2 separate regions of the Mus musculus genome follow, and region 2 is linked to region 1. The links are chromatin loops, found by intact Hi-C in ENCODE. Cell type or tissue: gastrocnemius. All regions are shown on one strand. Links, peaks and the distances in the headings refer to the core of each region. The heading gives the core; the rest is flanking DNA. Region 1 holds the start of Gm33392 (a long non-coding RNA gene). Region 2 has its middle 100 kb from the start of Tril.

Evidence for each region. Peaks named below come from ENCODE experiments on the same cell type or tissue, not always from the same donor. Only the 100,000 strongest peaks of a DNase experiment are listed, where the experiment ranks them.
Region 2: it touches region 1 in a loop (16-fold over the local background); 2 of 42 quality-filtered maps call a loop at or near these places.

The regions. Positions count from the first base shown.
Region 1 is chr6:53,577,970-53,593,591 of GRCm38, reverse strand. All of the region lies in intron 5 of Creb5 (cAMP responsive element binding protein 5), which reads right to left. Gm33392 (a long non-coding RNA gene) reads left to right here and starts at 716. Exons shown (of 5, transcript XR_377683.2): 1 at 716-745; 2 at 1,088-1,219; 3 at 1,590-1,786; 4 at 7,866-7,921; 5 at 9,007-12,241. In gastrocnemius, for the core only: no CTCF peak of the experiment used is centred there; no DNase peak of the experiment used is centred there; H3K4me3 peaks cover 418 bases.
Region 2 is chr6:53,708,564-53,724,185 of GRCm38, reverse strand. No RefSeq gene overlaps it. Among named protein-coding and RNA genes, the nearest start is that of Tril, 100 kb to the left of the region's middle. In gastrocnemius, for the core only: no CTCF peak of the experiment used is centred there; no DNase peak of the experiment used is centred there; H3K27ac peaks cover 836 bases.

The sequences.
Region 1 (15,622 bases), core at 7,116-12,115:
AAAGTCTCTGGCTGGCCTTCCTGGGCCTGTGGGATTCATGGGATTCATTTCTGTGAGGCTCTCTCTAATGCCTTTACCTAATCTCTTCTGGAATCTTGAGGCTAAGAGCCCCTCCTGTACATCTCCAGGGAGGTCATATCTGAGACACTCTCCACCCCAGGCCATTAGGAGTTGGTGTTGGAATTCAGTGTTCTGTGAGTATGCCTGCAGGAGAGGGAGATGTTCCTGCTCTAGAGGGGGTAGTTTTGACATTTGGGACACCACACATGTCTAGACAACCAGCTGCTGAAAGCTTGAATCTCCCAAGAGCAAGTATTCTATCCCATTCTATTTTATCCCATTCTATCCCATTCTATCCCGTTCTGTTCTGTTCTGTTCTGTTCTGTTCTGTTCTGTTCTGTTCTGTTCTGTTCTGTTCTGTTTGTTCTGCTCTGCTCTGCTCTGCTCTGCTCTGCTCTGCTCTGCTCTGCTCTGCTCTGCTCTGCTCTATTCTATTCTATTCTATTCTATTCTATCCTTTCTATTTTATATTCCATTATATTTGATGATACTGAGGAGGGAACCTGGGACCTTAAAAATGACAACCAAATGATAGGGCACTGGATAATAACTCCCCAGTCTACCTACTTCTACCTCTTTTTTTTTTTTTGACAAGGTCTCACAGTGTAGCCATGGCTATTCTGGAACTCTATGTAAACCAAGCTGGAATAGAACTCAAAGAGATCTTCCTGCCTCTGCTTTCCCAGTGAGTGCTAGAATTAAAGTGCCACCACACCTAGTCTAATTTCTATTCTTAATGATGAAGTAATGACTCTAGAAGGAGTCCTTGTTCTCCAAAGGAAAAGGTTTTGCCCCTCTACCCAGCCCCAGCTTAGTAAACACCCAATGAGTTTATGCCCTGACAGAGGGTACAGGTTCCCCAAGCCCATAGGATGAGTCTAGGTGCTGAAGAAACCCTGGCTAGATTGAGGCTGAACACAGTGCAGGGATGGGGGAGGGAGAACTCAGAGAAAGCTCCAGCAACATATAGGAAAATTCACATGACCTAAAGGGGGAAACACAGAATTACAACTGTTTCACTCAACAGAAGACACATTAGGGAAGTGTGGGACGAGACAGAACAGTCTTCAATTTCCATATGACTCCGTGGTCAGTGTGACTCCCAAGGACAATCAAAGCAGAACAACAACAGCTTAACCAGAAATGAACGTCACAGGAAGTAAGTAAGAAACGCGGATGTCCCAAGAGCACATAGAGAAAGACAGCCAAATGGCTAGCTGAAGTGTTACCTTTGCCTAACACTTTGTTGGGCTCTTAAAATCATAGTTGTGTTCTTGTCTTTCCTGGGCTCAAGGGAGGAGGAGCAGGAGAGAAGGCAGACCTCTTGATCCTAAATGAGGTCTATCTTCAGTTATTTTAGCCAGGGTGCTCCACAGCAAACACAGAGCTGTGCAGGCTGCCATTCTCTAACATGAGTACAGTGCCTGGATTGGTTGGCAAGCCCAGCTAGCTGCCTCCTGGTTCTGCAACAGACTAAGAACATGGGCACCCTACAATTCCGCTCAATCTTGCTGCTTCTCCTTCAACAGGACCGTGCAGCTGTGACGTCAAAGTCCCAGGGATCACTAGAAGGACATTTGAGAGAGTGTTCCGACTATCTTTGGCCCTTGGACGATGCGAACCTATATTCTCTGCAGAAGATGATACAATCTGATTTAGAAAATAAGATCATTACTAGTATCATTCTGTAAAACAAGTTAATCTCATATTTTTTATAAGACTGGAGGTAAGGGGTGTGGGGAAAAAAAAATCCAGAAACAAACCAAAGGATGTGTGTTGAGTGCATGATTGTGATGCCTGGAGTGCCTGCCATCTTCTGGGAGAACTTGCCAGGACAGACTGCCCTGTTTCGGCTCTCACAGTGTGTCAGTTATCTAGACTGAGTTTGGCGCTCAGTAGGAGCTATAGTTTGAATGACTTAATGAGATTACTATATTCTATCCTGTCTCTCAATTCCTCGAAGTGGTACCCCTATGATTTATATGTGACAAGGATAATTTTTATTTTAAAATTCTTTCTCCAAGTCCTCACACATGTGAGGCAGTTGTTCTAACCCTGAGCCGTGCTTCCAACAACTTGTCATGATTTTATTTTTGATTTTTCTTGTCTTTTTTTTTTAAAGACCATGGTAACATGAAGTAGCATTCTGACTTTTAGGGAAGGTGTGGTCAGGTCAGATTAGCCCTTGTCTTAAGCAAGGGACATTGGAGCAGGGCAGGGGTTCTAGGAAGTCATTCTTTTGTACAACCTCCCAGAGCTACCTTCAAAGTCTACTGGCTTTGCAGGAGCTGAACTGATACTAATCTGAAACAATCAAATCTCAGCAATAAAGTTTGTAATTATGATACTTGGTATATACTTCGCACTTTGTATGGAAGGATCTCAGAGGCCTTCTCAGCCTGGGATGGACTGGACACACAGGCAAGTGGCCATGGCTGCTGCTTCCCTAGGGTCAGGGCTGCTTCTGTTATTAAGTAGCAAGATAGAGACAGTGGCCATGTTCTGTGCATGAACACACTCACCACACATACAAACACAGCAAGCAGATTACATACTAAAAGGCAAAAAAAGAGAGAGAGAGAGAGAGACAAACAAAACAAAATAAAATAACCTCCAAAACAACAACAATGAAACCTAAAAAGACTTGAATTTTGGATAAATTGGACTGTATTAGCTGGGTCAAACATTGAAAGCTAGGCTTCACTTTATTCTTAGTTATCATTAGCATGCTTGTATGTATGTACATGTATGAACGAGTGTGACTGTTTGAATCAGTCTTTTCTTCCACTATGGGGTCTGGAGAGCGAACACGGATGATAGGGCTTGTGTGGCCATTTCGTTTACCCACTGAGCAGTCTTATCAGCCCCAGGGTTGAATACTTTTGACCTGTTTTTCTTTGCTGTTTCTCCCAAGCCTCTTGTCACCGTATTTGTGAATACATTTGAAGGGGTGATGCACAGTGGAACACACCTCTCATCCCAGCACCTGGGAGGCCAAGACAAGAGGGTCACAATTGAGGCCAGCTTGGGTTCCACAGTGCAATTCTGCCTCAAAAACCAGTAAAGCCAACAAAGTATAGAATAGTTGTGGATAAATAAAATTTAAAAATTTAAATGTCTACATCTATTAAGGACATCAAGTCTTTTAAAAAAGCTTGTTTTTCTTTTAAGTTCATTGAGAAAAACAGACCAACAAACAAAAAATCTTTTAGGTGGAAATACTTTAGAAAAAGTCATGTAGAGGCACCTTTCTCTCTCCCCTGGTGGCCTTGTGTTGTGCCAAAGAGGGGTGACTTGTACTGTACCCAAATTACTCTCCAGACAGTCTTATTCCTGCCCTTAAATTAATGTGGAATTTGGGGTTTCACATTTAAAATGTAATTTGGACTCATTTTAGATGTCTTCCTACAGCTTAATAAACATCTTCCCCAGACAGATTCAGGGTCTGATTTTAATTTGTGGTAGGGTTGCAGGCAGCGTAAACGTCAGTTTCAGCTACAGAGAGTAAATCTGCCCTAGAAATAGAAACTGAAAGCGACTGGCAGTTCACTTGAGCACATACCACATGATGTTACCCACAGGAAGCAATGACTCCCTGAGAAGCCCCTACACTGGCCTGTGATGAGAGCCAAGTCTCTCCTCAGAGCCCTAAGCTGTGACCCAGAACAGAAAAGTTCCAGTGCTGCCTTCTCTGGATGTGTCGATCTGAAGTAAAATGGTAAAATGAACTAAGTTGTTGGTGGCGTAGGTTTGAGTATGAACAACCCGCAGGGCCACTACTGCTTCAGCCAGCCACTCATTCACCTGGGGGCCTTGGGCTAAGTCCTAAACGCCTCTGAACTTCCACTGCTTTATGTATAAAATATAAACAACTGACCAAGAATCTCAAAGAGCTTTATAACACTAAACTTACATCAGTTCCTGTGGTTCCCATAGTTAAGGAAGCTGACGTTGGAAGAGATCAACAAGTGCGTATTTCAGAGAAAGAATCCATCAGTTAAGAATATATCTGTCTAAAAGTCAAGGGAAATGGGTGAAGAATTTCTCACTGGGTGCTCTAGAACTCCAACTTCCTTGAACAATAGCAACAGCCCCCTTCTTCTTGGTTGTCCCTAACATTAAGCCTAACAGGGAAGGAAAGCAATGTCCTAAAGAGCAGGAGAGGGGACAATGTCTTCTCATGTACAGTCACAGGTATAAAACAAAGGTTTAACTTCATGTTATTTATTTGTATCTGCCATTTATTATCGTGCAGAATGACATTTTGAGGAGTCTTGGAAGACAGGCTCCCAGATGAATAGCTCTAACTTTTTAATGCAGTGTCCATTGGGACTGGCTGGAAACCTGGCATTTTGAAAACAGTAAAGATCCTTCAAACCCGAGAATGGAAGCATTGTAACTATCATGTATTAGATGCTACCGGCCCCGCCTGCTAAGCAGCCGGGATGACATTCATTAAGGTCCTATGCTGAGCTGTGGATGGTCACCCAGTGCCTGTGAAAGTTGTGAGCATCAATATGGTGGGCTAGAGACTGCCTAGAGAACTGGCTAAACACTATTCCTAGGGCAGCTGGACAAGTCTCCTCTGAGTAAAGCAATGTGCCTTCTCCATTTGAGTGTTCATCAAGCAACAGAGGGTCTGAAGGAAACCAAAGTTCTCAAGCAAAGGAAGGGGGTGCTGTCTCTGTATGATTACTTGTCTTCTCTTGATCTTGGGAAGGGACAACTCCCATGGATGCTTCTCTTTCTCAAGATCTTGGGAAGGGACAAATCCCATGGATGCTTCTCTTTCTCAAGCCTTCAGATTTCTACCAGGAGTTAGACTACCTGCTCGCCTGGGTCTCCAGCTGGTGGACAGCAGATTCTGGAGCCTCTTGACTTTCATAATATAAGCCATTAGCCAATTCCTTAAGTCAGGTAGGTATACAGGAGGTGGATAGATAGTTGGACAGCCCTCTACTTACGACAGGGCTGTATCTGGATAAACTCATGACAACTTTGTGAGTATATTTTGTAAGTCATAGCTGTATTTCATATACTATTGCAAGTCATACCTTAGCTGAGTTTACATAAAAATTATTAAAACATTTATATTAGTCTATATTTGAACAAAATTACTTATTCTAACAGTTATGTTATGGTAAAGTATCTCATTTGATTTATTGGGTCCTGAGCTGAAAGTGAAGCAGAAGGCTGGAAGAGTCTATGTTCCCAGCACCACAAACAACTGTAAGTCAGAGATCATCATCATCCATCCACCCACCCATCCATCTATCTACCCACCCACTCATCCATTCACCCACTCACCCATCCACCAACTCATCCATCCACCCATCCATCTATCCACCCATCCACTAACTCATCCATCCACCCATCCATCTATCTATCCACCCATCCACTAACTCATCCATCCATCCATCCATCCATCCATCCATCTGTCCACCCATCCACCCACCCATCCATCCACCCACTCATCCATCCACCCATCTATCCTTCTATCCACTTATTCATCCACCCACCTATCTATCCATCTATCCACTCACCCACTTATCTATCCATCTATCCATCCATCCATCCATCTCCTTCTTATTAGTGTGTTTCTCTGACAAAACTTGATTAATATAGTGCTCCATGCTTAGATTGTGACCCAAAGAGAGTGTCCCATATAACTTTACATATATTCAGTATGTGAACTAACAGAGTCTAGGTAGTAACATGATAGTTTAACATAGATATAATAGCATAGATATAAATAACGATGTCTTTCCAATCAAGTTCCTTCAAGTGGAGACTTCTAAAGTTGACCTGGACTCCATCCATTCTGGCACCATCCTCACTGCCAAGGTCCAAACACTATCTTCTCTTACTTGGTCTTCTGAAACAGTTTCTGCCTCTTGTGTTGTTCCTCTGTAGTCTAACTGCATTCTTTTATATATCTTTGTAAACTAAAAGGTTAGTCATGACGTTTTCCAGTACATCAACATTCTTCTATGGGTTTCCTTTGCATCTAGGACGTTCCCCCCCCCCCCCCCAAGAGAAAGCATCCTTTAAATGCTAAAGTGCTACACCTCTTGGAGGTAGTACTACTTTTCATTAATTTCCATGAATATAACAAGTTCTCTCCTGTTCCAGGGCCTTGACTCATCCTGTGGCCTATGCCTAGACTGCCTATCCATCTTCACTTTTGTTATTTTGTTATTCATCCTTTAGACCTTTGCTTAAACATTATTTTCTTAAAACTTTCTTCGAGTCCTAAGTCTGAGGTATGTCTAGTCTGTGGTGTGGTAGCCCCTGCTTGATACCATGTTGTACCTGTAGATATGTGTAATTGTTCAACGCCTGCCTCATATCTTCTATTCATAGCCCATGATAACTGGGGATGTGTGTGTCAGACATAATTATTCTGATTGATTTGACCATTGGGAAAGTTCATGCTTGCTGTCAGTTCATAGTGCTTCACGTAGAAGAAGGAGACAAGAGAATACCTACAGAGTCGCAAGGTTTATGGACCTGTAGAGATTCGACCAGAGCAGCACCAGGATGCTTGTCTGCTGTTGGTAACAGAGCTTCCTGAAGTCTGGGACTCTTTCTCTTACAGCACAAAGGGGAAAATACCAAATGGTTTGTTCCAGGAGTTCTGACTTTCCCTTTAGGTTAATGCCAAACCAACCACTCAACTGTTCTTATGAGAATTAAGTGCTTTCCACTTTTCTTTTTTTTTTTTTTTCTTTTTTTTTTGCCAGTGATTTCAGTTGCTTAAACTCTCCAGAAAGGTCAAAAAAAATTAACTTTTATTTTCAGTTCCCAAGCATCAAACCCATAAGCTGGGTAATCTTTTTTATAAATAAGGCATTCATTGCTCATAACTGGTTGTCAGAGCCACTGTCTGCTTCATAAGGAAGATGACATAACTTCTACCACGTGTGGTGACGGTGCTGGTGGTGTGTGTTAAGTGAAATAAATAAAAGCAATTATCTTAAAGTCCAATATGGATGAGAGAATTTGTTTTCCTAACGTGGAGTCAGCTTAGGGGTGCCAGAGAGCCGCTGGCATTCAAGAATGGCTGCCCAGGACAAACTTCTGGCAACCCCCTTTGGTTCACTGGTCCACAGCCAGTGCTTGTCTTCATAAATGAATTCCACATCTTTATTAAGTGAAGTAATTTTTGTTCATTATTTGAAACATACTTCAAATATTTTGTTTCATGATATCCTAATACAATTCCCCGAAGATCAAGGAAGATGGAAAAAAATCAATTATATATATATTTTTTCCAAATTTAGAGTGATTATATAAAGAATTACACTCCAACTTACTCATTACGATAAATATCATTTGACAACATTTTGAATAACTCAGGTGATCATGATTAAAGGTGTCCATAGGAAATTCTAACATGTTTATTAAATAGAACCCTCCTTTTTGTCCATGTGGAGGAGACCATGGAGTAAGAATGATGGATTTCATACCAACATCACACTTTCCTAACAAAAACGAGCACCTGGAGAGCGCCCAGCACACTCCACATGGGATACCTGTTTCTAGCTGGTTTGCCATCCACAGAATGGCTCTCACTGAAGTTTGACACAGATGAAACTTCAAAGTTGGCCCTTTGACAAATGAGCTAATTGGCTTCATCCAAAATGGACAGAATTCTTGGGGGAGGGGTTGTTTAAATTATTAGAATTGTTGGGTCAGAGGCAGAGAAGAACCTGGAAAAGGTCCTGGGCCATAGGTAGCAGAAACTAGACTCAGCTTCCCCTATTCCCAAAACCTTCTAATGAGTTTCACTGTTTTCTTTCCAGAGCTTATCATCATCAAGGAACTCTGAATTTGCATCCCTAATGCATCCTTCTCAAAGGTGTGTTGGCATCCCTGTGGGCTTAGAGTGGCGCTTAAGGCTGCTCTCCCTTTGGGCAGATGCCCACACACTCCTTATATGGGCCTCAACCTATAGCTTGTCTGCTTCACTCAGAGACTTATGTTTTTTTTTTTAATATTCCCTGGGAACCTGTCTTAATTGCACTCTTTTTAAAAAGCGAAAGCTTAGAAGTCAGATGAGTCAGAAAATGAACGTTTAACTGAATCTGCACAGATTGGGCCACAGAGACTCAAATGTACCATCTCTGTGTGCGATAAATTTGCTTTTCTTAGAGCTATTTTTATCAAAAGGAAATAGATATAAATAAGACCATTTGGATAAACACAGGTTAGAGGAGTAAGCTAAGACCTAGTGGGAACTCATTCCTGAACGCCAGCTCTCCCCCACCACACTTTGTTTTCACATTTTCTACAAGACCTAAGCATCCAGGCTGGCTGCAGCATCCCACACACCATTTGGTGGTAGTTCCAACCGATACAAAACAAAATATTTTATAACTGTGGCTCAAACATGTATTTAGCTTCAGCTGTGTTTTAAGAACGACGCCCAGTCTAACATGAATAAAAGATTATTTTGCCCTAAAGAAATCCATCATGGATAAAGGGAAAGAAGGGAGGTATGGAAGGCCGTCTGTAACAGCAGCTATCCCCATAGAGTGTTACCCAACCCCCTGGGGGGTTCCAGGGCCCAGAGGAGCAGACACAGGAAATGCTCAGGGGAAGAACGATTAACCTCACACCGCAGGCACATGTGGGGGCTGTGTGCAAACACAGATATATGTGTAGGGGTCGGTTTTGGTAGCAGAAGACTTCTGCTTAGTTAACTGCCCACACTAGGTGGGTTGTTACAGTATGTTGGTATAGAGTGGGGAGGATTTTAAATAGCTCCCACCACCCATAGCTTAATGCAGGAAGAAAACGTTCTCTTTGGATGACAACACCCCCACCTGCGAATAGAAACCATTTAGCCAGCATGCATTGGTTAGACTCAGGTGGCTGCCCCTGAGCATGCCCGAATGGGAACAATGGGCATTTAGAACTTTTTTCTCTCAACTCCTTTTGCAGATTCTCAGGGAAGTAGCTGAGTCACCACTGAAGAGCAGCATTTGATAGTGCTTTTAATGAAGCAGGCATGGCATGAGATGGGGACAGACAGATACTAGGAGTAAGAGGGACAGAACTCCTGGACAGGAGACTGGAAGCTTCCAGAGTCAAAAGTGCCCCCCTCCCACCACCATTCTACATGGAGCTGCCTACAGAAAGGTAAAACGGAGCTAGGATTCATCGCTACTGTTTGCAGAAACTGGAGCCTTTTCCAAGACAGAAAATTGGTATAAATATATTTTCTCTCCAGTATTTTTAGTCCTTGTCTATTTTTATTTTGAGCTCAAAACATGTAGATAGGCGTAAGATACGCAGAAAACAGATTTTAACAATCAGTGTTCGGTAAGATTTTCACTGGGAACACTTGGAAGCAGTTTTCTGTGGCATTTTCTCCTTGTAGGGGACTTCTGCAGAGCATTAATTTTGGTTCCTGGAGGCAAGTGCAAGGTGCTATATGAGAGTCTCTTAACAAAACACTAGTTTTCTCATGGCTTGCAGAATAAAGTTAAAAAACAGAAATACTCTTAGTGGGAGAGGGGGTCTGCATGGGCGTGAAAACTTTCGATAAAATTCACTATTGTCCCGGGGTTTCTAAGCTGATATTGGCAGCCACTGAATACACTCTTTCTTTTAAAGGGAAGGAATGAAAGAGAGAAGGAAGGAAGGAAGGAAGGAAGCAGGCAACTAAACCTTGGTCATCCTGGCTCACACGCGAACGTGAAACAAGATGGCTTCACAGAGCAAATGGCCCTTGTCAACCAACTGCTCTCTGCTTACTGAGTTGGCTCTCTGTACACCCACTCCTGTGTCTTTGCATATGAAAAAAAATGAGGCAGTAAAAGTGTCAGCCTGCTTTTGTCAGGAATAGCCAGTAAAAAATAATTGGAGGCGACTTCATACACCCCATGCAGAACAGTCGTGAGATAATTGATCCTTAATACGTTGCTCCCGAGTCTCCACATGCCAGGAAGAATTCTGACGTGTGGAGAAGTTACGATATGGCTTATTCAATAGAGAAGCTAAACAGAACTCAAGCTTCTTCCCGGCAACCTGCGATGGCATCCCACACTCTCTCCAGAGCATGCGGCATCCTGTGCAGCAGCTGCCGTCGTGAGCCAGAGGGGGTTTTCTTTTCAGTCTTCTTTCATACAATTTCCCTTCCTCCCTCCAAGGAACTGGCACCATCATGCCAGACACGCAACCAGAACTGCCGCCGTGTGTGGCTCTAGACACCGGTGAAGAAAGTATACTCAATTCCACCGCTCCCTAGAGTTTATTATCCCACTTAGAAAGGGCTGTGATTGACATGGGGCAGCAGGTATTTTTAAGTTTTGACGGTTATTTTCTAGTAATTGCCAGCCTTAAAATTGTAGTTTGTCAATCAGACAGTTCTCTTAAACCCATGACTGCATTCTTTTCCAGAGGTAGGGCAATTAAGGAGAAGTCAGTAAACGGCGATCCCTCACAGGCCTTTTTTCTTGTCATATAATTGTTGTTAAAAGATTCACTGCCACGACTGGGGAGGAGGCCATGGCATGGCATTTTGCATTCAGTAAAAATGTCTGAAACCTTTTTTTTTTTTTCAAACGGTTTGAGGTTTGGCACAGCCCTGAAGTCCATCTTGCCAGGCACTCTCCCCCTTAATTTTTAAACCCATGTGTCTTTCAAGGGGAATTTAATCCGTATGTTTCTAATTCATTTACACTTAACTCATCAAAATGGTGCTTTATAAGAACTATTTGATGTGCAGGGAGTCGTATGGCGCTCTCTCTCCTCTCTCTCTCTCTCTCTCTCTCTCTCTCTCTCTCTCTTTCTCTCTCTCTCTTTCTCTCTCTCTCTGAACTGAAAGGCCTTTCTTTCTACGAACCAGAAGATGGTATCATCCCAGGTGTAAGCCAAATGACTGGGGTGGTACTCAGGATCAATACTGAATTTAGAGGCAAGAAACTAGCCGACACAATGACATGAATAAGCCTCACATGCCTGCCTGCCTGCCTGCCTGCCTGCCTGCCCTACCCTCTAGAAAGGTCACTTTGACTCGTTCTTCCCTGAACAGGCCTCATTCACACGCTAAGAACAAAACGTGATACTGAAGCATAGTCAGTGGCATGATCCTTTTGGATTCTAGGGACAATTGGGGGCAATTGGGATTCCTACCTCCAAATCAGTGGAAATCAGGCCTGCTACATCTTGTTCAGTGAAAGCCTCACTGGGGAAGTAAACTAACCGCCAAATGGCAGAACCGGGAAGGACTGAACAGAAGTTCTGGTCAGGCATTGTTTGTGTGGATTGCGTTCCAGGGAACTGAGTGGTAATAGTAGAGAACCTATGGACCTGCAGGACCTGTGGACCAAATGGGGCACTGTTTCCCAGGCTGTAATCTCACAAAGGTAGACATAAAGATCTTTGAGGCTAAACTTAGTTTGAAGACAAACGCCATCATTTTGTTCGAGGCTTACAGATCCAGGCAAGGAATATTGGCACTAGGGCATAGGTAGGGATTCAGCCCAGGATGCCTGACCTCACTAAGCATCACCAGCGATGGCTCTACTGCATCAGTGCTTTTCCAAGCCCGAGTGCAATGCCACAGTGAGCAAATGGTGTGAAATTGATAAAACCAGTACAACCTGGTGTCAGCCATTGGAGATAGAAGGAGATACCCATGGCAACTTATGTCCAGTCAGAGTACTATTCCATAAAGAGCAGGCAGAGCATATGTATGTATGTATGTATGTATGTATGTATGTATGATGTATCTATATATGTATGATATATGTAGTACTTTGTATGTATGTATGTGTGAACACAGTCATCTCATTAAGGAATTGTGAGGCAGTCACAGAATTGGTCGTGGGAGCCACCGAAACGCACAGCTGCTCAAGCCCCTTGATGAAATACTCGGGTAGTTACACATAACCACTCACATGTGCCCAGTTTGCTCTAAATCATCTCTAGCTGACTCACGCTGCCTAATTTGGTCTAAATGGTGTGTAAATAGTCATGGTGCTGTGTTGTTTAGGGAACAGAAGACAATGTCTGTACATGTTCAGTACACACTAATTTTCCCAAAATGTTTTCAGGCTGGAGCCGTGGCTATAACAGCCACTGGTGCCGAGTGCCAACTGTATACTTGTGCATCAACACACACACACACACACACACACACACACACACACACACACACACACACACAGAGTATACTGGGTTGGGTAGAAAGTAATTCCTCATTGCTGCTGCTATAGTGTTTTTTAAAAAGATTCAAAACCCCTAACCACACTTTTCTTGGTGACAATTCTACCAATAGCGCTATCAATTGGCCTCACAATTCCTTAAACACGAGCATACGATCATATGGTACACTAGTCTAGTACCCCATAGGAGGCTTCACCCAGAGTTTGGGAGAAATAGGCAGTGTATAAATGGGTTGGAGGCACAGGGACACTGCTAGTTAAGAAAAAATAGTCTGATTAGGATTTACAAACACAAGCAAGCATGCCTTGCCATGTGTATTTCCCAAGTACGTCACCATCATTTACTAGTTGGAAACTCTTCTGAGGTCAGGACGTTCAGTAGTTCATCTCACACCAAGGAGCCGTGGGGATTCGTGGGAAGCTGAATCCCAGGCTGCTGGGTAGTGGCTATGGAAAGGTGAATTGGGTTAACTGGCTGTGCCACATCTTACCATAAAGCATCCTGACAAAGGCACTGTCAGACATCGCAGACAGCTTACCCTGAACCTAACAAATTAAAAGCTGCCTCTATGGTCAAGGATGGGAAGTCATTAAAACACCTGAGCATTACCTTCTGGTCTGTTGCTGTTGCTGTTGTTGTTTGTCTTTTCAGAATTGGTAATGAGGTGACATGCTCTCTGTGGTCACGAGGCGCAGGAACCTCTATGGGATTGCAGCGCAACGTTTGGCTGTTTGGGGATTGTGGTCTAAGCCCTTCCCTACATGTTGAGGTGGAGGGAGGAAGCAGTGTGACTGGCAGGCCCGAGGTCATATCCTGCAGGTGGGTGGGTGATAGTGCTACGGAAGCTCCCAGCTCTGAATTCAGTGGACATCTGCTCCATGTGGGTCAGGCTCACACAGTGGGAGGCAGGAGCAGAGACCGGTGGAAGTCTGTCAGCTTATCCTATCTTATGTATGGCCTGGGACTCCTGGCCTAAGGGGCAGCATGCTCTACCCATTAACTAGACCCCACAGACCCTATGGTTAAGGGCAAACTAGGCAAGCTATTTTGTTTACTCCCCCTAAGCTCTTTCCTCATTAGGGTAGTGGGGTCTGTAATAGCTTGGGCACCTGAATGGGACACAGCTTCTAGAAGCACAGCTCGCTAACACCCTGCACATGGTTCTCCCTCGCCCCTCTATCCTCAGAAGCCAAGAGGCGTGAAAAGGACGGAGAAGGATTAGCGAAGAGAGAACAGCAAGGCAACCCAGTGGGATAGAAGTGTGTGTCTGCCATTCTGCCTTAGATCCCGGGTCCAGCTCTGCTACGAGATCTCGTTATGACCTCAGACTCATTCTCTCCACATTTGAAAAAAAATATTTATTTGTATTCATTATTTTTACTCATGTGTTTGTGTATGTCTGCCAAGTGTGTGCACGGTTCCTTGAGGTCCAGAAGAGAGTGTCAGATCTCCAGCGGAAATTAACATAGTAATATGAGCCACCCAACTCCCGGTTCTGGGAAGAGAACTCTGGTCCTCTGGAAGAGGAGTAAGAGCCCTTAACCACTGAGCGATCTCTCCACCCCATCTTCACAATCTACAGAGCTCTCAGTTTCTGACTCTGTGAAGTGGGTTGGTTGGACGGAAAGACTTCTATGAGTGCATTAGGATAATAGAAATATTTTTCTACTGCTAAGGGGTTCCAGATGGTGAGGGTAAAATCTAAATCAAATGTTGCTGCTTGTGACCCGTCCCCTGGAGCTGCCCTTTCCAGAGGTAGGGAAGGGAAAAAAGTAGCGCTGTATGAGCAAACTGGGGATTCAGAAAAGCCATCAATGTGCAGGGAGGCCTCCGCGCATCTGTATGAGGGTGGATGCTGGTGAGAGCAGCCCGAGAGGGGAAACGTAAGGCGAGAGCAATTTATCTCTACATTCATACTAGATGAGTTTGTTTTAATTGCTGCTATTATGATTAATTCCAGAGGAATTAAATGGGATCAGCCCTTTCTTACAAAGCGTGGTTGAGCTGACCAAAGCGTTATGATAAATAAGAAAGCCAAGCAGACATGGGATACAACAGAAGACTTGGTGCTGTAGTGGAAAAAAAAAAGAGTATGAAAGACTTCTACTTCTTGACTCTGAAGGGCGAGGGATACAAAAGCCCTGGTTCTTTCTAGAGTGGAAACAAAACTACTTTAAAGACCCATCTTAAACCTCATCTTCGGATCTATAAAGAAATGGTCACCTAGCCTACAGCTCATGGTATGGGGAAGGTATCACTTCACCTCCAACCCGCTCAAAGTTTACCTTCTTGAAAAGGAACACTGATGACAAAATTTCTCGATGCATGATGATGATGATGGTGGTGGTGGTGGTTGTGGTGGTGGTGATGATGGTGTGTGATACACAGTTGTGGATATGTGCATGTACATGTAAGTATGAGCATCCGTGGATTGTCAAAAATTACAGTGCTAGCAAATGTCAGAGCCAGATTCAAGCCTAGCTCTAACAGCACTCACTGGGCAGGATTACACTGGACCATAGTAAGGAACAAGGCTTTGCCAATAAGCTTGTTCCCTACCCCTCCTCTAACAGTGATGCGGGCCCTGTGGAGGGCACAGCACACAGTCAAGTGGATAAGCAAGCCCCACAGGCAGCAAAAGGGCCAGCTGGCCATCTCAGTCCATGGGTCCAGCCCAAGATGTCGTCAATTCTTTAGAGATTCACAGACTCCTAGTAACTCATGTGAGTATACAAGATATCACAGTGCAGCCTCCTGGGAGCATTTCCCATTCCTATGAATACATAACTAACAGACTGCTTGACAGTTTTTATAGGCTGTGCTTTTGGGGGCAGGGGAAGCATATTCAGGTCAATTCCAGCCATTCAGACAGAAAAGTAAGGAATGATAAGGGATTTGAGGTATCTGATAGAGAGAGCAAAGTGTCCAGATAGGTCTTGGCTAGTATCTAACTGCCATTCTGGTTTCTGGGATGATAGCAGACTATCGATTTCTTCTTCTGTGTTGCTGCACCGATCGTTAATAAGCGCTCCTGCCAGCGTAGGTTCAGGAAGAAAAGATGTATGGCTATGTTGTTATGTCTGTGTACTCTGCAGTGGATGGACTCTAAGCCAAGTCAATTTCAGTTTTCCAGAGTGTAATTTAAGGAACGGCCTCTGATGTTACCAACACCCATAAAACGCAGCCCTCTGAAAACACCAACCTCACAGCAGACACTTCAAACAGAGTAATGGTGTGTGTCAGAAAAAAAAAATAATAATCACAAGCTGAAATTGGGGCCAGGATTTGGATTTCCAGTGTTGCCTGACTCCACCCTCCTGGTGGCTCCTCCTCCCCGCTCTGCTCTGTGGCTCTCCAGCCAGGAAACTAGATGGGCAGCTTTGTA
Region 2 (15,622 bases), core at 6,660-11,659, 130 kb before region 1:
ACCCTTAGTAGCAACTATCCAACTCCCAATGTCCCTAAGTTCAACATTGATGACATGCAGTCTGTGTCTCTTGTGTCCTCTGAACACTTTGCTTCATACGCCTTCCTGGTTCATCTGCACTGTTGGAAATGACACCAGAATACCAGCCTGCCTTCAAAAGAAGGAAATTCTGCCACTGGTGCTTTTAAGGCAGAAGAAGGTGGCTCTAGGAATGTGAGGGAGAGAGCGGAGATGGAGGCAGGGTTTGATGAGGAGGTCCTCTCTCTCTCTCTGGTGTGAGATTTGTGAAAACTGAAAGGAGCACAGAGCACAGGAGGAGGGGTGCCAGATACTCTACAGCCAACCCTTAAACCTCCGAGGCCAGCCACATGCAGAGGTGGGCAGGGCCAGCCTGGAGCCTCTGCTATTCTTGGCAAAGGTTCTGTGGAGATCGGTTTCTGGAATAGGTCCTGAGGAGGACCAGTCTCTGGTATCATTAATCCAGCAATAGCCTTCTGGGCAGGCACCAGGTTGGCATCAAGGGAAAGAGGATGCTGAGTTCTTCTGGTGATTTTTTCATGATGGTGATATGTTTCCCTTCTGTACAAATGTCTACTCAAGAAAATGGCTGGTTCAGGAAAACTGTCCTCACAACCCACAAGGGAACAGGAGTTATCAGAGACTGCTCATCTCCCAAGAAGCATGACACATTGGGGCAGGAGGATGGGTAGTTGAGAAGCCTCCTTCAAAATCATGGAACGTACAATAGAGAGAGTCATTTCCAAAGGGCTGAGGAGAAACTGGGAAAGAGCCCAAAGGAAGATGTGGAGATCAAGTAAGAACTCCATGGAGAACTCAACTGGATTCCCGTGGAAGGGAGCATTAGGAACAATCCATTTGCATACCATGGTGACAGCAAAACAGATTTAGGGACTGGCTACAGAGTGAGGCAAGACAGGGACTCGTGACACGTGTGTCAATTGGAATGCTCTTTTATTGCTGTTGGTGTCTTTGGTGCGGTAAGTCACGGACACAAGGAGGTGATGTGAGAGATGGGATGAGGTCTTATACTTGACTCCCAGGTTGGCCTAGAACCAGTGGTCTTGCTACTCACAAAGGAGGCTCCTTCCCCCCCCCCCCACCCCATTCTGGCTTGCTTTGCTGTTGCCAACTTTCTACAGCTCTGATCCGTTATCGGCAAGTGTCATCCCTTTGCCATACATAGAAACAGTGAGTGCAAAGAAAATGCACTGTGTGGGCAGATGACTCAGAAAGCTTGACCGTGGGGTAAACAAACATTCTATCTCCAGTGATGATAGACTGAAGGCCCTCAGGGCAGGCTGCTGTCTGCTGCCTCCACAGGCACCTCCTCTTACTGTATCCTTGCATAGCTCCACGCATGCCACCAGCACACACAACAAACCATCAATTAAAGATGGCTTCTGGCCCAGGTTTGAAAACTACCCTGTTGCCCTATAGAGCTCTATGTGTTCACTCCTGCCCTCTCCTCTTCCACTCAGTGCCCAATTTCTTGTCTCTACCCAGCTGGGATTACTGAATCCCAGATAAATGAACAATCCAGTCATCTGGCCCTTGGCGGCACCAACAGACAATCAGAACAGTTGTCTGGTACTCTGCTGGTACTCTGGATTCCCTTCATGCTGCTCCTGATGTCTGCTGAGTGAGTTTTGTCAGGTAATGTTCAACCATAACTATAGGAAGAGGCACGCTAGGAGAAATGGACTTGCCCTATGCCTAAACTGCATGAGCAGTGCTGAACTTCATTGTGCAACCTCAGGAAGGAAGATGGGAGGCAGAGAGACTCGGGAAGTTGAAGCTAGTGCCCACCTATGGAGATCTTGTCTCTGTCCTCTCTGGAAGCCTCAAGCCTGCTTCGACCAGTCTTCCAGTTGATATAGGCCCACTCACATGATCCAGTGTAATCGCCGTTACTTAAATGCAGATGATAGTGACTTCAATAGCATCCGCAAGTGGCTTCACAAGTAACCTCTTTAGAGTCTGATGGGCCAAGGGGACTTTAGCTTGTTCTATTGATACATCAAAAGATGTACCAGGGGTAAATATAAACAAAAGAATAGGTAGATCATGTGGTGGTCTGCAGGTGTGGGGAGGGGGCGAGGCAGGGGAGCAGGTCAGTACTAGAAGGCAGGAAACTGCCAGGTTCTGTTTGGAGTTGGAGGTGCAGTATCATCTAAGACTATTGGGGTAGATTGTGGCCTGAGGCTTTGCGATGTTGAAACACTCAGGTAAGAACAGAGCCCAGTTAGTCGGTCCTGCAGGGTCAAACTCAACAGACAGCATCCCTTCTGTCCCTGCACGCACCTTACAAGGGGTGCAGTTTCCCATGGCGTCGCCAGAGGGCGCCCGAATTGAGGAAACGACCTTAGGAGGTACCCAACAGGTGACCTTCAGGCAGTGATTTCCCTACCCTAGGACACTTACACAGGCTGTCTCTTTAACCTAAAGGCTTCAGTGACTGCAGTCAGAGAATGGCTGGTGCACACACTTTCCTCTGCCGGGGAGAGGCTGGTGGCTGGGAGATGGTCCCAAGGCAGGCTGCCCAAGAGGATATCTGGAGACACTCACCAACCTCCTCTGAGCCTGGATCGGTTCTCCCACTGTCCCGAGGTTTGGAAAAGTATATTGAAACAGGAATGGAACGCAGAACTAGCGTCAACAGTCACCTGGGAAACAGCCCCATTGGTCCAGGCTTCCCTTTCCAAATTCTGGAAAGGTCTGCCACTCTCCTCTACAAAATAGTCGTCTCAATAGCAGCCTCTTCCATCTATAAAATTAGGATCCCAAGACAAGAAACAAATCGTTTTTATTTGTCCCCCTGAATTTTGAGATTTAAAAGGATTCATAATATCACGTGCCTCTCACTTCTCTTTAAACGTGCAGTGTCTGATGGAACACCTTTAAAGGCATTATGGGTTTTCAAGGAAAGAAAAGCCACTACAGGACTTCTATCAAGATTTTCACATAGTGACATTATTTTAAAGCAAGGACAGAAGAAGGCTGGTATGGCTTTTTTTTACATCCCCCAAAGGTGGGCAGTGAGCAAGATGGGGTATAAGAGACAGAAGTAATGAGCGTCTCTGCATTTATTATATGCACTCTGAGAAGTCTAAATTGTGCCCAAAAGGGGCATTTAGACACTCAGAGAGACTGAGCAATAAACACAATTCATACTTAAATACAGCAAAGGTCAGGGAAGGAAGCCCCGTCCTTCTCTTCTCTTCAGATGTGGGTCCAGCTCATGTGTGGGTTTGGAAAACCATGACAGGAACGGGGGTCTGGGAGCCGTCTTGCTGTCAAGAGGTTTCTTGAGTTTCCTTAAGACACTCAGCCTGGATTCATTACGCCTTGTCACAGAATAAAGAGAATTAAATATTTTTCTAAGGCTGCAACTAATCCTAGAACTCAAACACGGAGAGGGGGTCCCACATATGAAAAGTTTGTGACATTTTTATTGGAAATGTGCAGAGATGTTGTGTTTAAATCCTCAAGATGAGGAAAATGACTTTTTTTAAAGAAAAAAAAATCCCAAATGATTTTCATTCGTCTGTCCCCAGACCTCTCCTAGCAGACTCAATTAAATAACATAATATCTTTTTTGAGTCATTTAGAAAAATATTTATATACCAGTGAAAGCAGGGAGAAGCTTTTAAAGATCTTACTAACTGTATGGTAGGATATGGGCAAATCTTGTATTTATGGTGTTTTTTCCACACTAAGCGTTTTTCCTCCCTTTACAGGCACGGGCACAGGCTCTCATTTATTTGCAATCAGTGTGTTCCACAGTCCACAAAGAAACTTTTTTTTTTTTTTTAGAGCAAAACTTGCCCTAATGAAATTCAGTAATTCTTTATAAAAAGAAAAAAGGATCTTTTATATGCATTTTATACGCACGGAATATATAAGTGTGGTGTGTACCTGGTAAGACTGATTTCTGCTGACTCTGTAATACAGGTAAATCAACACGGTCCAAGGCACATTATGGGCCACAATTTATTGGGTTTTTATCTTCAGGTAAAGACTTCTATTAAGAATATACAAGTGTCTGCATACCTAGCCTGCCTTGTTTTTCACAGGGGTGTATACATAATCTCTTTTTAAATTTGCTTAATCAAAGCTTGCTATATTGAATACATTTAATTGGAATCCAGTGGTTAAAATATAAAAATTTACTGCTGTAGAAAAGTTTTGATTAGTACTTTCCATTAGTGAGTGTTGTTGATAAACCCTCCAACTGCACATTTGCATCCAGACAACTGACTTGGCCTTCAACTCCACAAATACATTATTTCCCATAAATATTCTTAATGAAAGAGCTGGTCTGTTTCAGAGGAAGTAAAGGCAGTGAAGAATTTTACATAATTGGGGGGGGGGGTGAAGGTACCAACCTTGATAAACACATGCATGGGGGCCTGGGAGGGTGAATTATTAGGTGTGGAAAATAGAGTCTAGGAATGCTCTCTCACACGGAGAACCCTCAAGCTCCGTGAGAGCCTAGCAGAAGCAAGCTTCGTCTCTTCCCTGTCCTTCGTCCTCACTCAAACCAAGAATCCGATGGGGGTGGGGAAGGTTTTTTGCTCTGCTGAAATATTTTGAGAAGATGGCAATTAATGCTATATTTTATCAAAATGTAAGAAATAAATAAGTGGAAGGAAAAAAATAAGGAAGGGGAGGTGGACAGATTTCCAATTCTCAGAAATTTTCGAATTAATCATCTTCTGACATTTTCCTACCACTTTGCAAAACATTAGTTAATAGCAAAAGTGAGAATAAGATGCAGCCTTAAGGGGATTCATCTCTTCTTTACCCCGTTATGAGCTAGATATCCAGAAGGACACCAAGGCTCGATGGCCTGACCCAATCTGGAGTGATGGTGGTAGCTGCTTCGATACCTACCATAAGTCACCCTCGCAAGCTCTGTCCCTCACTGCTGATTTCTGAGTTCTGATTTCACAGGCCACAGGGGAAAGCCTTGTGCATGGACACTGAGGTCCGAGTCTGGATTCTTCTAATACTTGATTTTAATCCACTCTTAAGAATGAGTGATGCTTAAGTACAATCCTCTTGTCGTTCTGCGTTGATTAAATCCTATTGGCCAAGGCTTCCTGTGGAACTGTGTGCCATGGGAAAAGGAATCCAAACAGCAGCAAGTGGAGAGAGGGCACAAAGTCTACTACATACACGCAAGACAATGTCACCATGCCGCCCCGTCGCTTTGTGTATGTGCCTGCTGCCACATTAGAAGCATGATGAAGCAGGTGTTCTGGAATGTTGCATGCTCGCCTCCTCTAACCCCTTATTCACAAAGATCTGGAAGATGACGACTATGTATGGCAGCTGTAAGAGACTGTTTAGTTGCTTCCTTGATGGTGAGATAGGGTCTGTGAAGGCGTATAACCTATGGCTTACTCTTTGATCTCTCTTCACCTATGGAAAACTGAAAGCGGTTAAAGAGCAATGTGGAGCCACACACTTGTTCTCAGTTGTTGAACTCACTGCCGTTAGCTAATGAGGAACCTGTGCAGGGCGTCTGACCCTCTGGAGCTTCCCGAGGCTCTTTCCTTGCAAAACTATCACCTCTGCAAATGGAAAGTAACTCAATGATGGCAGAGACTAATACTCACTAAGACTCTACTATGAAAAGGGTGATAGACTAGAGACTCCGTGCATAGGATAGGATCATTTCAAGTGGGAGTGACTCGAATTGATTGCCATGAAAAGAAACGATCAATGAGTTCGGATCATTGACTCCAAAAGCAAAGCATGTAAAGGAACCAGTCTCTGGGTAAGATGTCTTTGATCACAGCTCCCCTAACATTCCCCATGTCTGTTTAAACTTTGTTAATTATATCTGACATTTTAGCACATGCTACTCTTACAGACTAATCAAGGGAAAGAAAGAAAAAAAAATGTAGCTCAAAGCCTGAGAAGAATGCAGTTGTATTAGTTTTAAGAATGAAAAGAACACTGTTCATATGATGACGTCCAAGGCCGTTTGGCAGAAGGACCATTGATAACTTCCATTAGCAAGCAGTAGCTTTATGTGCATTCGAGCCTCGTGCTATCTGGTCATTCGATAATAATTATCAAAGAATGTGCTTATTAATCACGTGGCTGTGCACGGAGTGGGTGTCCACAGAGAGTAAGAAGCGAGCTGTGTGTCCTCTCAGGAAATGAAGTGTTCACCCTGACATTCAGCCAACGGGATGCTTAATGCATCTATCATAATTACCGACACTCAAAAAGGCAATTTTCACTCATCTCAAAAGACTTTATAAATTCTGAATTTGTAGGGTTTTCGTTAATAAGGTATTTCTATAATATTTCCAAAAACTATTTACTCTGAAAAAATGTTTAGAACACCGATGTGGCGCACTGATGTTTCACTAGTGGTCTGCAGTTCAACAGGCCTTTGCCATTTACAAGGGATATTCTGCATGCTTCCTCTATAGAAGTGCCTTCAAGGACCAAGGCCTTTTTGATTATAGAAGGATCTTATTGTTGGAAGAAATAATGAGCCAATACAATTCAGAAATGTGCACAACATCAGTTTTAGGGAAAATATATTCAATAAAAACATAAATCTTTCCTTTTTAAGGTTTATTTATTTATGTATTATATGTGTACAGCTGTCTTGTCTATGTTTATATCTGCACACCCGAACAGGGCATCAGATCTCATGGGACTACAGCGGCTACAGATGCCTGTGAGCTGCCATGTGGGTGTTGGGATTTGAACTCAGGACCTCTGTAACAGCAGCCAGTGCTCTTAACTACTAAGCCATCACTCTAGCCCAGATTTCTTCCTTTAAAAAACATTTGCTTATTATTTTCATTTATGTGTGTGTGCTTGCATATGTTTATGTGCACCACAGGTGTGTAAGTGCCTGTGGAGGCCAGAGGTCGGCAGATGACCTGCACTGGAGTTCCAGACAGTTGTGAGTTGCCTTCTGTGTATGCTGAGAATGGACCTGGGTCCTCTTCAAGAGCAGTACATGTCCTTCAGCTTGGCGCCGCCTCTCCAGCCCCAACATATTTCTTTTTAATGTAAAGTAATGGGTGTTCCAAATTAAAATTCAAGTCATACCACATAGAAAATTGTAGAGTGTATTAAATATCCCTGATAATTCTGCCTAGCATGCAAGAATAGTCATTTACCAAGAATAGCCAGTTACCACTTTTACATATATCAGTCCAAACAGATTTTATGTATAATATATGTATATATTTTGCACATTCACTATACATATGTTGTATTTATATAAATTATATATATTATTTTGTATACATTTTGTATATATTTTGTAATAAATATACATATATACATATTTTTTAAAAATAGCAAAGTATGTGTACATACCACAGATTCTTAAAGTATGGGGGTATAACCTCCTGGGCCATGTAATAGAATATTGGGTGTTGTAAAAATTTTGGCAACACTAAGAGCTTTCTAAAGGCAAAAAAATGAAAATTAATGTTAAATCAAACAAGTAATGAGTCTAGGGTGTTTTTGGCAGTGTGGACAGTTCACATCCCATGATTTCACTGAAGACCAAGCTATCAACATACAACATGCGCACTAATCCTGTTGTCACACTGCACGAAGTGAAGCAACATTGCTTAAAACACCGTGGCTCAGAAGCAAGGCCGTTTCTCATTATGACTTGCAGGGTTTTTACTGTCTATGTAAAGTGTTGTGCTCATATGAACATAATAGTTTAGTTATGGAAAAGAAACTCTGTTAGTATTTTCTATTATCAGTATTCAGGGTGGAAGAAGTACATCCCTGCCCAGCAAGAACCAGTTAGAAAGCGGTTCCCGCAGCCACCAAGAGCCTATCTGGCATCACGTCTTTACACTGCTTGGCTAGCTTGTTTCTAAAGGGTCTGCGCAAATTGTTCTAAAGTAAACTTGGTTTCTTTAGCTAATATTTTAAGTGTGAGGGAAAGAACTTAAACAAATATGTGGATTTTTGTTACATTCCTCATGAGTTAGGGAAGTAGAACACACCACTCTCCAGCCGCACATCAGATGCCAGGCAGTCTGGACCACAGTTAGAGCGTCTATTGGAGGCTATTACTGCTGCAAGAAAATCCTGTTCCTAGACCAAGTTTGGGCAGCGACACCGAAGTTTACGAAGCTCATTTGCTCAACTCTTCCTTACTGAAATAACGGGCTTGAGTGTGATTATTGTTCTGTAGATTCAAATCACTATTGCTTAAAAACAAGAGAGCCACGGGAGGATAGCAAAATCGCCGGTTTGCGCTTCATCCTTTCTGATCACGCTCTGTCCCAGGAGCCGTGGGTTTGCAGTTTTCATCTCCCCTGCAGTTTATCTACTGCACTCGGAAAGAAAGACCGACTTTGTTTATAAATTTCTAAGAAGTTAAAACCACTAAGATCCACTCCTAGTGTTGCATATCACTAGCAGTATACAAAAGGAGATGAACCCTCTTAACGAAATCTCTCAGCAAGTTCTAGAAAGAAAAATTAGTTCGCTGGTCCCCAAGTGCAGACTGATGGAGGTGATTCTAGTGTTGGCATGGAATTTTCTTCTTTCTTTGAAATTTCCAGTTATAGGCTGGGCTACAACCCTTCGTCCTACATGAAAACACAGCTTTATTGTGGGTAGGAACAAGCCAATCGCTGTTAGCTGCTCTGTCTCCCTTTGCAATCCACGGGGTAAGAAGGCTACATCATGAGAGAGATGACTACAGAGCTGGTTGCCCAAATAGCTTTTTCCCCTGTCATGTTTTGATGGTTCCCGCCTGTTTTCCTAAGGCAGAAGAAGATGGGTTGAGCCTCTTGGGGGGGGGGGGGTTACTGTTTCTTTCCTGAGATGCTCAGTAGAGATGATGAACATGGGCCAGGGTGGGAAGCAGGGAGGACCCGGCTGAAATTTTGGCAAGGGCCGCAGAGTGGGCCCCACCTAAACACTGACAGAACACACGGTCCTGGTCCAAGCTGTTCCACAGATGTGAGCTGGGTGCCTCCCAGCTCCAGCTGATGTGGCTTAGTAGATGAAGTGGCATTTTCCCCTTAGGAGTCTCCAATGCTGAAATCCTCTCAGGGGATTGGCTGCTTATGATAACGCGTGCTTGAAGATAGCCCTCCACGCCCGTCTTTGGGTGACCTCATAGGCAAGAGGCAGAGTGGCCTCTGAAGGAAACTTGCAGAGTGGAGACTCCCGGGTGGGCGAGGTTCCCTTCCTGGTTTGGTAATCCTTATGACCCCACAGGGTATGGAGAGTGGTGTGAGGGTCTGGTCTCACACAGCTGTCGGGTGGGAAAGAGGGAACTGAGGCAGGAGGCGAGACTGCTGGCTCAGATATTTATTAGTTCACTGAGCAACTGCTGAGTGACAGGGGCTCCTCGCTCCCAGCAGGCGGCCATTCATGGAACATATTTTTAACGTGAATCGCAAGAGAATTAACAAAAATATGAAATGGCTAATTAGACTGCCATCTCACAAAGGCCCTGCCTGATGACAAGTTTCTTGGTCGGTCTCACCGGTTGCTGGTTTCCAAGCAGAATGAAGTCAGAGGCCATGAATCCTGGTCTCAGGCGGGGCCGCGGGGTGAGGGTTGCGGGGAAGAAGGGGATAAGGGTGGATATTCAGCAGGCCTTAATGTATTCCTAATGTGTTGGTGAGGTAAGCGTCTTCTAGAAGCCTCTGGGGTGGGGGCTGGGGAGGGCACCTCAGTTTGAGGTGGGAGCAGTGGTCTAGACACACAGAGTAATTCTAGAGAATCTGTTCTTTGTGCGACCAGTGGCAGAGTGGCCAGAAGGCTTTCTGGGAGATTTTAAACTCAGGAGCTGGTAACCCAGTTCTCGAGATCAGAAGAAGGATAGAAACTCGACTCTATTCGTTTGTGTAGGACTCACTATATCCCTGAAGGGTATACGAAAAATAAGTAAAATAAGGCTTTCTTCATTGTTTGATGGTTTATACTGCAGTTTCCCCATATTTAGAAGCAGAGTCCATGAAAGGCAGCATTGCTGGGTCATACTGAAGACTCTATAAGCTAAGCTTGGAAAGGATTTACAATATTCGTCTGTAACCTCATCTCACAAAAAGGAAGGAAGGAAGGAAGGAAGGAAGGAAGGAAGGAAGGAAGGAAGGAAAGAGAAAGAAAGAAAGAAAGGAAGGAAGGAAGGAAGGAAGGAAGGAGAGAGAAAGAGAAAAGACAAGATGAAGAAAAAGTTCTGTCCTGGGAATGAATAGAAGAGAGCAGCAAGGCCCTTTCTTTCATCTTCACGCAGACAGGCAGGCTAGCAGCCTAAGTCTAAGTAGGACTGGGGTTTTGGCAGCACCAGAACCCCAGATACTTCGGTAACCATTTTGCCATACAAACTACACAAAGTTTAGGGGCTCCAACGGTCATTGGTCTCCAAGAACAAAAGGCAGATCACCGCTGAGCCAGGTTCTATTTATCTCTAAGACTATTTACGTATTCATCTATTTAATTGTCCAGTGCCAGAAACAGAGTAGAATGAAATTGTTAACTCTTTCTGGGCAAGTGCTCTCCCACTGAACTCGGCCACACTGCTTTTGAGTTCCCTCCCCCCCTCCTCTCCCCTTCCTTCTTTCCTTTTGTGGGATGAGAGATCAAGCCCAGGGCCTTGTAGATTAAGAAACACGCATGCTGCCAGTTACACCCTTTCCCCTTCTCCTTAAGCTCAGTTACACGATGCCAACGGACTGACTCGGTGAATACGCGCCACTCCCACTCGGAGCAGAACTTGCCCGGAAACTCAGTCACATCCTACAGATACAGGAGTTAAGAACCAGCCACTCACTGTTGCCCTCAAGGGGAGGGAACATTTCATTCTGTACAAGTCAACTTACAGAGCTTGTACTTTCAAATGCAGAGAGCTGGGGATGAGGAAGCTATAAAACCACAGGAGGCAATGCTGTTCTCCTTTGCAGAAATGGTGATTTCTGTCTCTGTGGCTCCCTGACAGCAGCTCCTCTATGAATGTGACTGTTGGTCTGCGTGGACCTGAATGGTTTTCTATTGTTCAGGCCCCTGATGTGCAGACGCTTATAAGAATCGATCAGTAGGTTAGTCAATCAATCAATCAATCAATCAATATCAAGTCATCCACCCATCTTTCTATAAACAAAGCTAAGGATCGAGGAAGACACTGCCCAAGCCTGGCTTGATGAGGACTGTTATCCTCCGGCAAGCAGCAATGGTTCTGCTGTAGAGCATAAAAGAATGGTTTACTGTCCCACTTTTCAGATCCTACTCATCTGTCAGACAGGAAGCACACGCAGATTTCTCTAAATATATTTTACCAGTGACAGAAAATCTGAAAGTTAAAGCCAGGAAGGTGTTTTCCATGTTTCCTTCAGCATAGGAGTCCACAGGAACATTCAACATCGAAGCTTTGTGAATAGTGTTGGATGCTTATTAAAAATAAGGGACATAGATGACCAGCGTCTTGAGCAGCTCTTGCCAGTAAAGGGTTAGGGCTGTTCTGGTTCTAGAACCCACGTCTCAGGAAGGAACCATCCGAGATAACACAGAAAAAAAGAATTCTGTTTCTTGTCTAACAACTTAAAATCCCCATTCTCTGCCTTTCTCCTTAAATCTCAAAGTTGGTTTCGCTGAGGTTTTCTTGTAAAATTTTAGGGCTTTAATTGCATTTCTGCGGCGAGTCACCTTTGAGCTTTCTGTACTTTCTACATCAAGAAGTGTCTTTGCTGTAACGAGGAAAATATAGACAGATGTTTGCTCTTATCTAGACTGAGAACAGTTCGGAGGGCCCAGACTAAATGGGAAGGTGGCCTTGTGCTCTGAGCCTGTAACCAGGAACTATGGCCTATCAACAGAGTCTAATGGAATGGTCAACACAGAAAGCTCCTTTTAACCTCTGTAGCACTTAACATGATTGTCCAGTAAAATATTAGCCCCAAGGCCACTACTGAGTGGGAGGTCAGAAAAACTGGCTAATTTGGGACCCACTGGATTGCATGAGCCATAGCATCATTGAGATTAATGCAAGTCAAGGAGCCTCATGTCAGGGATGTGAGCATGTCAGGGATGTGAGCATGTCAGGGATGTGTGCATGTCAGGGATGTGAGCATGTCAGGGATGTGAGCATGTCAGGGATGTGAGCATGTCAGGGATGTGTGCATGTCAGGGATGTGTGCATGTCAGGGATGTGTGCGTGTCAGGGATGTGTGCATGTCAGGGATGTGTGCGTGTCAGGGATGTGTGCATGTCAGGGATGTGTGCGTGTCAGGGATGTGTGCATATCAGGGATGTGTGCATGACAGGGATGTGTGAATGTCAGGAATGTGTGCATGTCAGGGATGTATGCATGTCAGGGATGTGTGCATGTGTCCTAGGGTGGAGAGCTCTTAGACTCCTGGATCAATTATTTTCTTCCAGGACAAGGTCAGTGTACCCAAAGGAGAATGGCTAAGAGCTTTTCTGAGGTTTCACAAGTTACATGCTCATCACATTTGGACTCTCTACTGGATTTTGTCGGGGGGAAGAGGGGCCTTTCATATTGGATGAAATATCTGAGCAATCGGTTCCCAATACTCTTAAATAAGACTGTTATATTTTGTTTTGTGTTGAGGTCGTGTGTGTGTTTGTATGTGTGTGTATGTGTGTGTGTGTGGAGAGAGAGAGAGAGGGAGGGAGGGAGGGAGGGAGTTATTGGCATTATTATAGAAGTTAGTAGAATATAAATATACTCAAACACATTTACAAACCTTGTCTCAATGCCAAGCTCTGTATTGAGTACCATAAGAGACAACAGAAAAGAGTAAGTTACAACACAGTTCCACAGATGCGATATTCTACTAGGTGAGTGAAACAGAGATGTAAATAGTGACATGAAGCAGACTGTGATAGACTACGGTAAAACGACTACTAAAACCTTATGAGAGTAGATAAAAACACACATTGCAATTCTCAGTAAGGGACTTGGGCCTGAACTTGGAGGACGTGGGAGTTTGACAGGCATTGGTAGGATGAAGGGGTGAGCAAAGGGATTCCTGACAGAGGAATGTCTGTAAACAAATTCATTCCCGGGTAAGGGGCAGGTCTGCATGGTGATCCTCGTTCCTGGGACTAGGGAATGAAGCAGGAAGGTGGGAAAAGACGTGGAGGATTGGAGACATGCTTGTGAGAATTTGCAGAATTTTATTGTCAATGTATTAAAGTCCCTGAATCTGGGATTTGCTTGGAGCTTAGTGAAGAGCCACAGAAGGCAGTTCAGTTTAGAAATGGGTGTGTGTGTTTGTACTAGAGTGGCCTCTGTCTGCACACATATATGTGTTGTGTAAATATTTGCAGTCATGTCAGGGGAAAAGAAGAAGGCATCAAAAGGGAAGCAGGGAGCGCTGTGGGCTGGGCCTGTCTTGGACTTTCCCTGGTGTATAAGAAGGAACTAAGATTTGTGTGTCAAACCAGAAACACGTTTGGCAATGCCAGTAGCGAGGCTGTGGCCTTAAGGGTGCCAGGGTTCTGGATCCTAGGAACCTGACTTTTCACTCTCTTGAAGGGCTGTACTTATCAGTCCCAAGACCGCTGGGTACTTGGTCTTCGGCATACTTGAGGTATCCTGTGTTCCCTTTGGATGTCATTACTTGATAGCCTTCCTGCTGACTTTGTCCTATTGTAGGATAGCTTTCTGCTGGCCCTGTCCCCTGCAGACTGTATATAAGATGCTGTACTTAGTAAACTTGTTTAGCACAAGTTGTAGCTTAATGAAAGATCTCCTAACCCCAAATGTCCTATCTTCTTTGTTATTACTGATTTCTGCCCCCTTCCCCTCAGGAACCTATCACTGAAGAATAATAACCTGTTGGTCCTCATCAAGAGAAGACTGAGATGTTTGTGTTTGAAGGAGTGAGTGGATGGTAAAGCAGTTTTAGAAAGGAATGGCTGTATGGTAGCCATTCTATGCCACAGTCGTCTAGCTGAGAGGTAGCAAGGTGCAGGGAGAGGGGAGGCAAGGCAAACGGGCAGGTTCAGGTGTTATGTTGAAAACAAAACTGCCTGGCTTGACATCTAGTAGAACCGAAAATCAGAGGGAGGCATGGCAGCTAAGGATGAGGTCCCTGCCACACCTACCCCATACTCCGAGGCCACGCTTAGCTTATGGTTGGGAGTTGGAACAAGTAACTACTTTGCATACTCTTTATTTAACGTAAGTGCAAATGAGGGCCGGGTTATAATTAAGGCCGAAGGCAGACACATGGCATCGAATGGAGATTATGAGAGGAACTAGGTTCTAAGTCACAATGAGGGAGTTGTTCCTCCAGAACTGACTGGTCTAAGGGACGGAATGACTCACCAAGGAAGACGCCCATTCGTGAGATGAAAAGCCTGTGGGCATCTGTGATTCTTCTGTCCTCCATATTTCACTCAATAGTAGTAAGGTGAACACAGTAATTCGGTGTTTACCCACTAAAAAGCAATAGAAAGGATGCACATGGGATGCGTGTGTGTATTCTTACGGCTCCTGGAGAATATTTGAGTTGAGCATCACCCATCCACTGTCTTTTTTTTTTTTTCACAATTGTGGTAAATCTTACTAAGTGACCCTAGAGGCGAAGTCTCTTGGATCAGATTACTCTACATCTAGATTAGGATGGAACGGGGTAGGGTGTGTGTGTGTGTGTGTGTGTGTGTGTGTCTATTTCCCCAGTTTTTGGAGAATGGACTGCTCAGGTTCATTCATGGTCAGACACTCTTTGCTACTTGTTTACGTGTCACTATCGGGACACATCATCAACATTGTGTAAGCCTTAAAAGGTAACTTTCAACACACAACACTGCGAGCCAGGGAGGAGAGAGAAGAGCAGCGCTCTGTATTAAGTGACATCATTTTAATCTCTGTTCTGACATTGAAAGTTCGATTCAAGAGATACAGAGGCTACAGGGAGGTGTCACAATGCTGGTTTTCTTTGTGTGGCAAAGCAGCTGTTAAAGAATACTGCACTTTACTTAAGTGAGTCTCCCACGGCTGGTTTAATGGATGCGCCTGAACATAAAAATTGCACAGTCCTGACCTGTGTCTGTTCTGGCCCCTTGTTCTGGAGAAGTGGGCAAGTCCTAATTGCATGATTTGGCTGTTTGCATACAAAAAGGGAACTCAAATGCATCTTATAAGTGAATACTTGGAAAGGGAGTAGAAATCCATCCATTAGTTGAAAGAGCTGAACATACCGCAGGATGAATAAGAGATGCTGTGCTCATTAAGTGCTTTGTAAACTGAAACTGTAAGCTAACAAGAATGAATCGAAATGGCCCAACGGCTGAGCTAGAGCTAGTTTTTACACCTTAAAATGAACCAAGCATCACCATGTGTGCCTCTGCAGAGGAGTTGCCAGTGTCCTTGTAGATGTATTGTGTCTGTGCATGCCAATAAACATCTCAGTATTTCCCACTGCTTAGATTCATCCTGGGGAAACATGTTTTATCTCTCTTGTCTTCTTGGATGAGTGCATGCATGTGTGTGAGAGGTTGTATGTCGATGCACATGCTGGTTGTGGGGAGACACATGCACACAGAGAGTCAAAGTTATCTTTATCATCTTCCATTTTAGACACAGGCTTTCTCACCTCACCTTGAGCTTACA